2 separate regions of the Homo sapiens genome follow, and region 1 is linked to region 2. A link is a contact called in ENCODE Hi-C or POLR2A ChIA-PET data. All regions are on one chromosome and are shown on one strand. Each heading gives the region's core, a stretch centred on a gene start or an enhancer-like site at or near the end of the contact. The rest is flanking DNA. Distances are from core to core; before and after follow the strand shown.

Evidence for each region. A loop is a pair of places that touch in the nucleus more often than their neighbours do. ChIA-PET counts read pairs that join two places held with the same protein, here RNA polymerase II (POLR2A). Pooled maps may share reads with other maps.
Region 1: a pooled map shows a loop between it and region 2 (2.0-fold over the local background). The contact joins the enhancer-like site here to the promoter of PARD3-DT in region 2. A Hi-C loop is called at or near these places in 1 of 50 pooled maps. POLR2A ChIA-PET finds 5 or more read pairs at or near these places in 3 of 52 experiments (BJ, RWPE1 and WTC11).

The regions. Positions count from the first base shown.
Region 1 is chr10:35,056,150-35,061,207 of GRCh38, forward strand. CUL2 (cullin 2) reads right to left here. Exons shown (of 21, transcript NM_003591.4): 4 at 4,725-4,819. Among named protein-coding and RNA genes, the nearest start is that of MIR3611, 21 kb to the right of the region's middle. Within about 2 kb of position 2,147, at least 4 of the 41 ENCODE cell types and tissues checked have a DNase peak (open chromatin) inside an H3K27ac peak, as active enhancers do.
Region 2 is chr10:34,813,135-34,817,955 of GRCh38, forward strand. PARD3-DT (PARD3 divergent transcript) reads left to right here and starts at 2,634. Exons shown (of 2, transcript NR_108043.1): 1 at 2,634-2,667; 2 at 2,986-3,288. It overlaps PARD3 (par-3 family cell polarity regulator), which reads right to left and starts at 2,162. Exons shown (of 25, transcript NM_001184785.2): 1 at 1,742-2,162. The coding sequence starts at 1,861. RefSeq lists silencers at 1,401-1,680, 2,201-2,370, 2,461-2,510.

The DNA of each region.
Region 1 (5,058 bases), core at 897-3,396, 240 kb after region 2:
TACAAAGCAAGAACCTCCTCTTGTAGACAGCATCCACAGTAGTGGCAGGCAAAAGTCAAGTCCTCAAAAAATAATTACTGAATAAATAAATGGATAACATTCCAGACAGCAAGGATAGCAAAAGCTAACAGTAGAACACAAACCTGGAAAAGCAGCCTGCAGCCAGATCATAAAAGCCATGAATACCAGGAAATAAAAGTAATCACTAACATTTATTGAGATCACCTGTCAGACACAGCCCTAAGCATTTTATGTGGCTGAATACTATAAGACAGATGTATGTGGTACTCCTATGATCATTTTATACATAAGAAAGCTGCAGCCTAGAGAGGTTAAAGAGCTTGCCAAAGGTCAATCGGCTCCTAAGTGGCAGGGCTGGCACAGAAACTCAGGAGAGGTCTTCCACTCCCATTCAACATCGGCTGAGGGTATATCGTGTGCCAGGTCAACATGAGGCACTGGAAACACAAAGATGAAAAGCAAAAATATGGTCTCTGCCCACACAGAGCTCACTCTGTGGTACAATATACAAACAAATATAAGATTTCGTCAGGAGCGGTGCTCCCTCAGTAGAGGGTACTTAATTGTCATATTACCATTTACATATGCCTTCCAATACGGAATCTGCTCCAAACCAGTTTTCTTTTCTGGTCACTGGCACCAAGACCATTCCAGTAACCTCGCCTAAAACATCAGAATCACTTATCTCATCCTTCCATTTTGCCTGCTTTAATCAGTCAGTCTTCCTGTCTTCCTAAAGTATGCATCACTTCCTCTCACTACTTCCTTTGACTTCCAATCTACTTGCTGACCCTCTGCCCCGATTATGTGGAACACTTTTATGACTGGGCTCTACTTCAGTTTCTGGCATCTTTAATTCATCTAAAAATTCTGCTGTCAGGATGTTACTTTCCTATTCAGAATTCTACAGGAGCTTCCTTTACCTACATAATAAGTGTAAACTGCCTAGCATAGAAGCAGATGCTAAATCTGCAGATCAGGCCTGCATTCACTAATCCATTCCAAAGATCTAGATGTATATTCTTGAGCCAGGTATTGATTTAGTGCAGCTTTACATGCTTTGTATCTGCAAAGACAAACCAGTATTATCTTTTCCTCACAGAATAAAATTTAAACTAACTTACATTAACTATGTCTTTCTTATTGCAGATTTTTACTCTTGGTAAATTTAAGCTTGAAATACAATGTTTTAAAATAAAGTCATGGCCAGGCACGGTGGCTCATGTCTGTAATCCTGGCACTTTGGGAGGCTGAGGCAGGCAGATCACCTGAGGTCAGGAGACCAGTCTGGCCAACATGGTGAAACCCCGTCTCTACTAAAAAAATACAAAAATTAGCCAGGCATGGTGGTGGTTGCCTGTAATCCCAGCTACTCAGGAGGCTGAGGCAGGAGAATCACTTGAACCCAGGAGGCGGAGGTTGCAGTGAGCCGAGATCGTGCCACTGCACTCCAGCCTGGGCGACGGAGCAAGACTCCGTCTGAAAAAAAAAAAAAAGAAAAAAAGAAAATAAAGTCACAATTTAAAATATAAACAGTGCCATTTTTCATTTTAATATGGACACCATTCTTATTTTATAAGTCACTGTAGTATTTTACAATCAAATTTATTAACCACATATTTGCTTCTTAATAAAGACATGGGCTGGACGCAGTGGCTCACGCCTGTAATCCCAGCACTTTGGGAGGCTGAGGCAGGTGGATCACTCGAGGTCAGGAGTTCGAGACCATCCTGGCCAACATGGTGAAACCCCATCTCTACTAAAAAAAAATACAAAAATTAGCCAGGTGTGGTGGCGCGTGCCAGTAATCCCAGCTACTCAGGAGGCTGAGGAAGGAGAATCACTTGAATCTGGGAGGCGGATGCTGCAGTGAGCCAAGATTGTGCCACTGCACTCCAGCCGGGGAAACAGCGAGACTCGGTCCCAAAAATTAGTAATAAAATTTTTAAAAAAAGAACATTTATGATTCATGGGAGAAGGTCTAAATATCATTATGAACAGGTGATTAGAAGATGCTGATTCTATAAAGGGAAATAAAATCTCAGGATTCCCAAAACTCCTATGCCAAAACAGGAATTTAACCTTGGAGGCTGAGTCATGCTAAATGGCCATCCTCTTCCTGGACGAATAACTCTTACAAGTTTGTGTCGAAACATTATATATTAGCCAGACCCCCGTGGTAAGGCAAAAAGCCTCAGCCATTTCCTGATGACTAACCCGCCTCAAAAAGTCACTCATTCGTAAATTCTTTGCTAGCCTCGAAACCATTAAAATGTAAATCCTCCCATAACACAAGGACAGGTCCATTGTAACTCCAGATCTGTAGTCTAAAGTCTAGTTCCTAAAACCTAAGGTCTGCTAGCATCCACCTGATAAGTGTCGATTCTTAGCTGATAATTCCCAGGCACAGAGCAAAGGCAAGATGAGAGTAATCATTCCTTCCCTGAGATGTCTGCACAACTGTTTTCTTCTTCTATTTCCTTTTGCTTCAAAGGTTTATCTTATATAAAATGTAGATTTACTGGGCATTAATTAGTCTCACAAGTAGGTAACCATTTGCCTCACTGCCACCACCCCTCATGTTTTAAGGAAAATGTATAAACACTAACCCTCCTAAGAACCTCTTTGGACAAAACAGCCACAGATGCATCTGTGCCTTGCGTTTTTCCTGGGAGCATCCTTAAGCTAGCTCAATAAACCTTGATTGAGACAGCTGCCTCAGTCACTCAATTCAGTTAACACTTCCAACCCTCATGGATGAGTTAGGGGGTCAAGACTTCAGGGGAGGAAGTGACTGGAGGTGTGGTGGAAACATCAAGAGAACTCAGAAGTGGATCCTGAAGATGGGACTGAATTGCTGCAATCTCATGATATAACTTGAATGGATAAGGAGTTGCTTCTTATGGATGAGAAAGTGGTTTCTTGAGACAGAATCTACTCCTAATAAGACGGTATGAACATTGTTGAAATGACAACAAAGGATTCAAATATTACATAAGCCTAGCTGATAAGGTGGTGGCAGGGTTTGAGAGGACTGACTCCAATTTCGTAAGAATTTCTACTGCAGGTAAAATGCTATCCAACAGCATTGCACCCTAGAGAGAAATCTTTTGTGAAGAAAGAGTCAACTGATGCAGCTAACTTCATTGTTGTCTTATTTTAAGACATTGCCACAGCCTCCCCAACCTTCAGCAACCACCACCATGATCAGTCAGCAGCCATCAACACCGAGGTAAGAAGACTGGCAAAAGGATTACAACTTGCTGAAGGCTCAAATGATCAACAGCATTTTTTTTAGCAATAAAGTAATTTTAAATTAAGTTGTGCACATTTTTTTAGACAATGCTACTGCACACTTAACAGACTACAGTATAGCATAAACATAACTTATATGCACTGGGAAACCAAACAACTTGTGTGACTTGTCTTACTGCAATATTCCCTTTACATGTGGTGGTCTGGAACTGAACCCACATCATCTCCAAAGTATGCCTGTACAAGAAGATTGAGAATAGAATCTACTTAAGTGAAATACCATGTTTCTGGAACAAGATTATGGTAGAATGAAGTGGTTAAATGGATGGGCTTTGGATTCAGACTGATCTGGGTTTAAATCCTGCCTTTGTGATTCATTAGCTGAGTGACCTTCAACAAAATCATGCTCTCAGCATTGCTTTCTTCCTCTGTAAAAAACAGAGATACTAACTAACTCATATCATTTTACACACACATACACAAACACATATTAAATAGGCTGCAACATTTACTAAAAGTTCACAAATAGCACCAATTTAATAGTACTAATTTAGCCAGGCACAGTGGCTCATGCCTGTAATCCCAGCACTTTGGGAGACTGAGGAGGGAGGACTGCTTAAGCTCAGGAGTTCAAGACCATCCTGGGCAACATAGTGAGACAGCATCTCTACAAAAAATGAACAACATTAGCCAGGCATGGCGGTGCACACCTGTTGTTCCAGCAACTGGGGAGAAGGGTGTTCGAGGTGGGAGGATTGCTAGGGCCCAGGAGGCTGAGGCTGCAGTGAGCTGAGATCATGCAACTACACTGCAGCCTAGGTGAGATCCTGCCTCAAAAAATAAAAAATAAAAAAAAGGACAAAATAAAAGAAAGAAAAATAGAAAAAGAAAGAGAAGCAATCCAGGCAGATGGAACAGCACCAGGAAAGGCAGGAAGATGGGAGAGACCATGGGCCATTAGGAAACTACAAGTAATTCAATATGCCTAGACCATGGGGAATGCAGAACTTCAAGGGGAAAATAACCCAGTAATTTATCTAACATCGTTTGCATCAAACATAAAATACTGAATGCTAGAGTCAAATAAGAACATATCGAGGGGACATGAGCTGAGATTTTCCCACTAAGTTTCATGCAAGTTGAATTTTCACATTGATCTCTGTTGAGATTAAACATGTGCTACAGGTTGTAAACAATCAGAAGAAACAGAGCCATGCAATCGAGTACAGTTTTACTTTTCACAGAACGTTCCACACACTCCCTGGCTCCTAAATACCCACCTTACCCTGACTATAGACCTTTCCCCACAGCAGAGAAAAGTCCATGTCAGAGAGAATGCTTTAGTTTTGCATATGTGAATGAGAAATAGGCAATAAAAAAATTATCCTGTCAACTACTGAATGCAGGCAACGCTGCTTAGCTTGTCTAGATTTTAAAGGCACACTCACCTATATAAGCAGTCCATATAGTCTGCACCCTTGCTGTATTCTTCCCAGTACCTATGATACATAACAAGTACTTGTTCTTCTGACTCCAAAACTCTCTATATAAAGAGGAAAAATATTTTTACTTGAAAAGCAATAATCATTTTCACTGTCAACAATAAAATGTATCAAAATTAATGTTCTAAAATAATTTACATAATTCTAGCTGTACAAATTACATTTACACAACACATATTAACTACACGTATTAAAAATGAAACAACTGGGAAAGATGTGAGTCTTCAAAATGAAAGTGAAGCATCCATAATAGAGAATAAACTGAGCCGAGCGCAGTGGC
Region 2 (4,821 bases), core at 1,384-3,883:
GAACTACTGCCAAACAGGCAGTTCAGCCTATGTCTATTTTGTGCAGGATGAAACATGGGACACAGTAGGTAAAACAATTTTAATCACATAAAATTAGTAAAGTGAAAGAAAATGTTGACCACCCTCTTCCTATTCAGGAGCCTAGACGTACTGCAGAGTGCATATTACTTTATTTCTCTTTCCTTGCACAATTTGTTTTGTTGGTTTCCAGAGTGCCTGAACAATTTGAGTACTCTTTTGGAACATTTAAAGCATAAACTGTCACACATAAACAACACTTAAAAATGCTAAATGTCCATTTAGATGGTTTTCTTTCCCTTTGTCAGCTTTGCAAGATAAACAGGTGCCCAATTCCCACTAATTTTATTTGATTTTCAATAAAAGAGTTCAACTGTAAGGAACATAACAGAGCTACTAAAGCCAACGTCTTCCATCCTTGTGTCGGGTCTCCAAACGTCCCCCAAAATTATCTTTAAAAGGCCAAATTTATGCTATTTTTTCCAATATATACTAAAAGCAAAACAAAAGTCTAAAAAGCTTTTACTTCTTAATTTCTGAGAGAACTGAAGATGCCACCGGAGTACCCTGTGTACGCTCAATAGGGCTGACCAAGCCACTTTCCAACGTCATTTGCAGCCCCCAAGCCCACAGGGGCCAGGCCACTGTCGGGAACAAATGGGAAATACTGCACCCAAACGAATGCGCTCCCCACCAAAGAGGACTCTACTACAAAGGAAATATATCCCCGGGTGCTTGGGAGAAACTTCAGCGTGGGCTGTTGTCAAACACAGACACAGTCGGTAAAACAATTTAACAAAACGCCTTTTCACTTCTGACACACAGTAGAGGAATGCTGTGAAGTGGAGACAATGTTATCAGTCCACCAGGAAAAAGGGAAATCCACTCAACTCCCAAGTCAGGCCCGGCCCCGCAGCCCAGCCACATGGAACCAGCCCGGGATAGGTAGGAGCTGAGGTCCTCGCAGGAAAACTTTTCATTCCGCGACTCTTCCAAGGTTGTGCTTTCCAGAGCCCAGCAAGTGGGATCAGCTCAGTAAATGCTCGCAAGCGAGTGCCAAGTGCCAGCGGTGGCCCTCCCGGGAACGCCTCCCCGACCCCAAGCCGGCGACTCCCCAAACCCTGCAGCCCCCGGACGCGACGGGCCGCCCCTGCCGGCCCCTACCAGCAGGGGACATGGAGGAAAAGCCCCCCGCCGCTGTTCCGCCCCCGCCCGAGTAAGGGAGAGGAGGCAGAAGGCTCGCAACCCGCCTCTGTCGGAAGGGCAGTCACGAAACTCTCCTCACACCAAAAGTTCCCAGTCCCCGGCCTGTGCCCCCGGGGCCTGGGAGCCGGGAAAGGCCTGGGGCTGGATTTCCCGGCCTGCGCCCCCCGCGCGCTGGCTCGGGGCTTGGCTGGGTCTGCAGACTCCGGGGAGGCGCCCAGGGCCGGCCTATGCGCCGCTGCCCGGCTCGCCCCGCGCTACCGAGGCCGGAGCTCCCGGGCGGAGGGTGAGGGCGGGGGCCGCGGGACCCGGCTGGGTGTCCCAGAGGCTGCGCCCCGGCCCGCGCAGAGAACTTTGGCGCCCGCAGTCCGGGGCGGGGGGCGCCCGCGAGGCCCGACCGGCCGCACTTTCCCTTTCCCCGCCTCCCTGCGCCTCTCCTCCCCCTTCCAGGAAGCGCCATATTGATCCCGGCGCCGTCCCCGCCGCCGCCCCCTCCCCGCCCGCGCCCCCGGCCCCTCACCTTGGCGATGGCCTTCCGGTAGCGGGTCACCGCCTGCTGGATGAGGCTGAAAACTTTCATGTGGCCGTCCCCGCACGGCACGACCACCCGGGTCCGTCCGAAGCACACGGTCACTTTCATGCCGCCGCCGCCGCGGGCGGGCCCGCGCCCCTCGCCGAGCGCAGCCGGAGCAGCCGAGGCCGGGACCGAGGACGCTGGGCGCGGAGGAGCCGCTGGGGACTCGGGCGCGCGGGCGGCTAGGGGCGCGGGCAGGCGGCGGCGACGCCGGGGGGCCGCTCAGCTCGCATGCCCGGCCCGGCCGCCCTCGCCTCGCCTCGCTTCGCCCGGGGCTTGCCTCGCCTCTCCCCGCCGCGGCGCCCGCAGCCTCCGGCCACCTGTTCGGCGTCGCGGCGCGCTCGCCGGCGGCTGCCCGGGGCTGTGTGGCGCTGGCGCTCGCTCGGGGCCGCTGGGGGAGGGGACGGCGGGAGGGGAGGGGAGGGGAGGGGAGGGGAGGGGGAGGAGCAGGGCAGGGCACACAACACCGCGCACATGCGGCAGGGGGAGGCGCGGCCGGCTACCCGCGCGGGGCGGAGCGCAGGACCGCAGCTCGCGCCCCCGCCACCGCCCTCGGGGGCCGACCTCCTTCCCTCCTTCCCTCCCTCCCTCCCTCCCTCCGGGGGCGCGGGACCCCTCGCCCCAGTGCCAGCACGGGCAGGCGGCCGTCTGCCCCCACCAGCCCTGGCCCAGGCGCCCCCCAGCCCCCTTCACCCCGCCCGCCCAGCACCCTGCAGGGCTGCGTCGCCCCTCCTCGGGGACGCCCCTTCCACGCCTCCAGAAGTCTCCACGGAGCCCCCCTTCCCCTTTCTTTGTCACTTTTAATCCCATTCCTCGAACTGGAGGGTTTTGGGTGCAGGCGCTCCCGGGGAAAGCAGTTTGTGCTCAGTGCGGTGAGTCCCCTCCTCACCGCCCCGGAGGCTCCAGCCCGAGCCTCTCCGCCCGCGGGGACTCGAGCCTGCAGCTTGCTCGGCTGGGTTTCTGCCCTGCCCGCTCCCTAGCTCTGCTGCAGGGCCGGCAGCGGCAGTTCTGCCTGAAACGCAAGAATTAATAGTCTGCTCTGGGGAGACAGTGGGGAAGCCGTGAGCGACCGGGCCTTTTCCAGAGGCCACTATTTACCTTGAAGTTTCCTGTTGACCCTCTGCTGACCCACCCGCTTAAATAGATTAGAACTTAAACATCGCAATTCTGATACATTTATTTCTTTGAAGTTCTGCAGCATAAGGAATCCTAACGCGAATCCGTGAACAGTCTATTCCGACGGCGCAGAGAAATCTCACGCGGGGATCCCCACGATGTGCCGGCGCTTAACGCAGACGCCCGAACCCAGGGGAAGGCTGCGACTCCGCGATGAGTGACATGCGGGCTTGAGACGTTCTAAAGGAACGTGGACCGAGTTAGGGAACGTAACTGAAGCTCATTTTGTCTTAGTTATGGACTATGAGTCCTTAATAAATGTATGTCATTATGTTTAAAGAATGACAAATGTCTGCAAAGAGTGGTCCCTGTCCCAAGCCCTTTCCAGACTATGTGAAATTCTTTTTTGCCAGTTGTTTCCAAGACACGTGAAAGCAATCAAGCTCCCCTGGGTTGGCGCAGAACTTGAGCACTTAAGAGCTGGAAGAGCTGGCGATCGACCATCCATCCCACTCCACCTCCAATCTTAAAACAAGGAAACAAGACACGAGGTTCGTCCGCTTGCCACACTCCCTGCGCTTTGCAGCACCGCAGCTGCCCCAGCATAGTGCAGTTTCTCCTAGGAAACATTGCCCTTCCTCTCCTCTCCCAGCCCTGGACCACCACTTTCCACCACCTGTCCCAGCAAATCAGTGCAGTGGTGTTAGCCCCATCTTACTCCAGGACATTGACCCAGGGCCAAAGTCACTTGCCCAAGGCGGCAGAGAAAGCTCAAGGCAGACCCAGAAATAGTCTAGGTTTCCCTCCTTCCACTCAGCCATGGGAAAGGCTCCTCCTACTGCTGTTTGGCTGCAGCACTAGACATTTCTAGCCAGTAATTAAGTTTGTGACAACGATGACAACAACTGTTGATGTGGGTTTTTTGCTTCTTACATAGATACTTGGATCCACAACAACAATTACTGATAATTATAGGTGTTGTTTCTGTTTTCATGCATTGGGAGAGTATACTACTAGTTTAGAATGTATACTACTTTATTTTATTTTGTGTTTTTTACATTTATTTATGTATTTATTTTTATTTATTTATTTATTTATTTATTTTGAGACCAAGTCTCGCTCTGTTGCGCAGGCTGGAGCGCAGTGGCGTGATTTCGGCTCAGTGCAACCTCCGCCTTCTGGATTCAAATGATTCTCCTGCCTCCGCCTCCCGAGTAGCTGGGATTATAGGTGCCCGCCACCACGCCCAGCTAATTATTGTATTTTCAGTTAGAGACAGGGTCTCACCATGCTGGCCAGGCTGGTCAATCCGCCCGCCTCAGCCTCCCAAAGTGCTGGGATTGCAGCGTGAGCCACCGCGCGGCAGAGAATGTATACTAGTTTTGATGCTACACTAGTTCAGAGGGGTATACTAGCTTGAGTATAATAAATTAGAGTGGGGCTTTCTCAAAATAATTCTAATCGAAAGTCATTTTTCAGTAATAACCAGAGTACATAGGACATCACACTGATCTAGGTTCAGATCCATATTTGGCCACTTACTAGTGCCTTAGACACAACAGTCACTCTTTCTCCAGCCCGTTTTATCAGCTGAAAAGTAGAGAAGTAGAGCTTATCATATCCATATCCATCTCATAGATCTCATAGGTTATGAGTCAGTCTTTCTTTTTTTTTGAGATAGAGTCTTGCTCTGTTGTTCAGGCTAAAGGGCAATGGCACAATCTTAGCTCACTGCTGCCTCAGACTCCCAGGCTCAAGCAATCCTTCCTCAGCCTCTAGAGCAGCTAAGACTACAGACAAATACCACTATGCCCAGCTAATTTTTAAATTGTTTGTAGAGATAAGGTCTCACTATGTGGCCCAGGCTGGTCTTGAACTCCTGTCCTCAAGCGATTCTCCCGCTTCAGCCT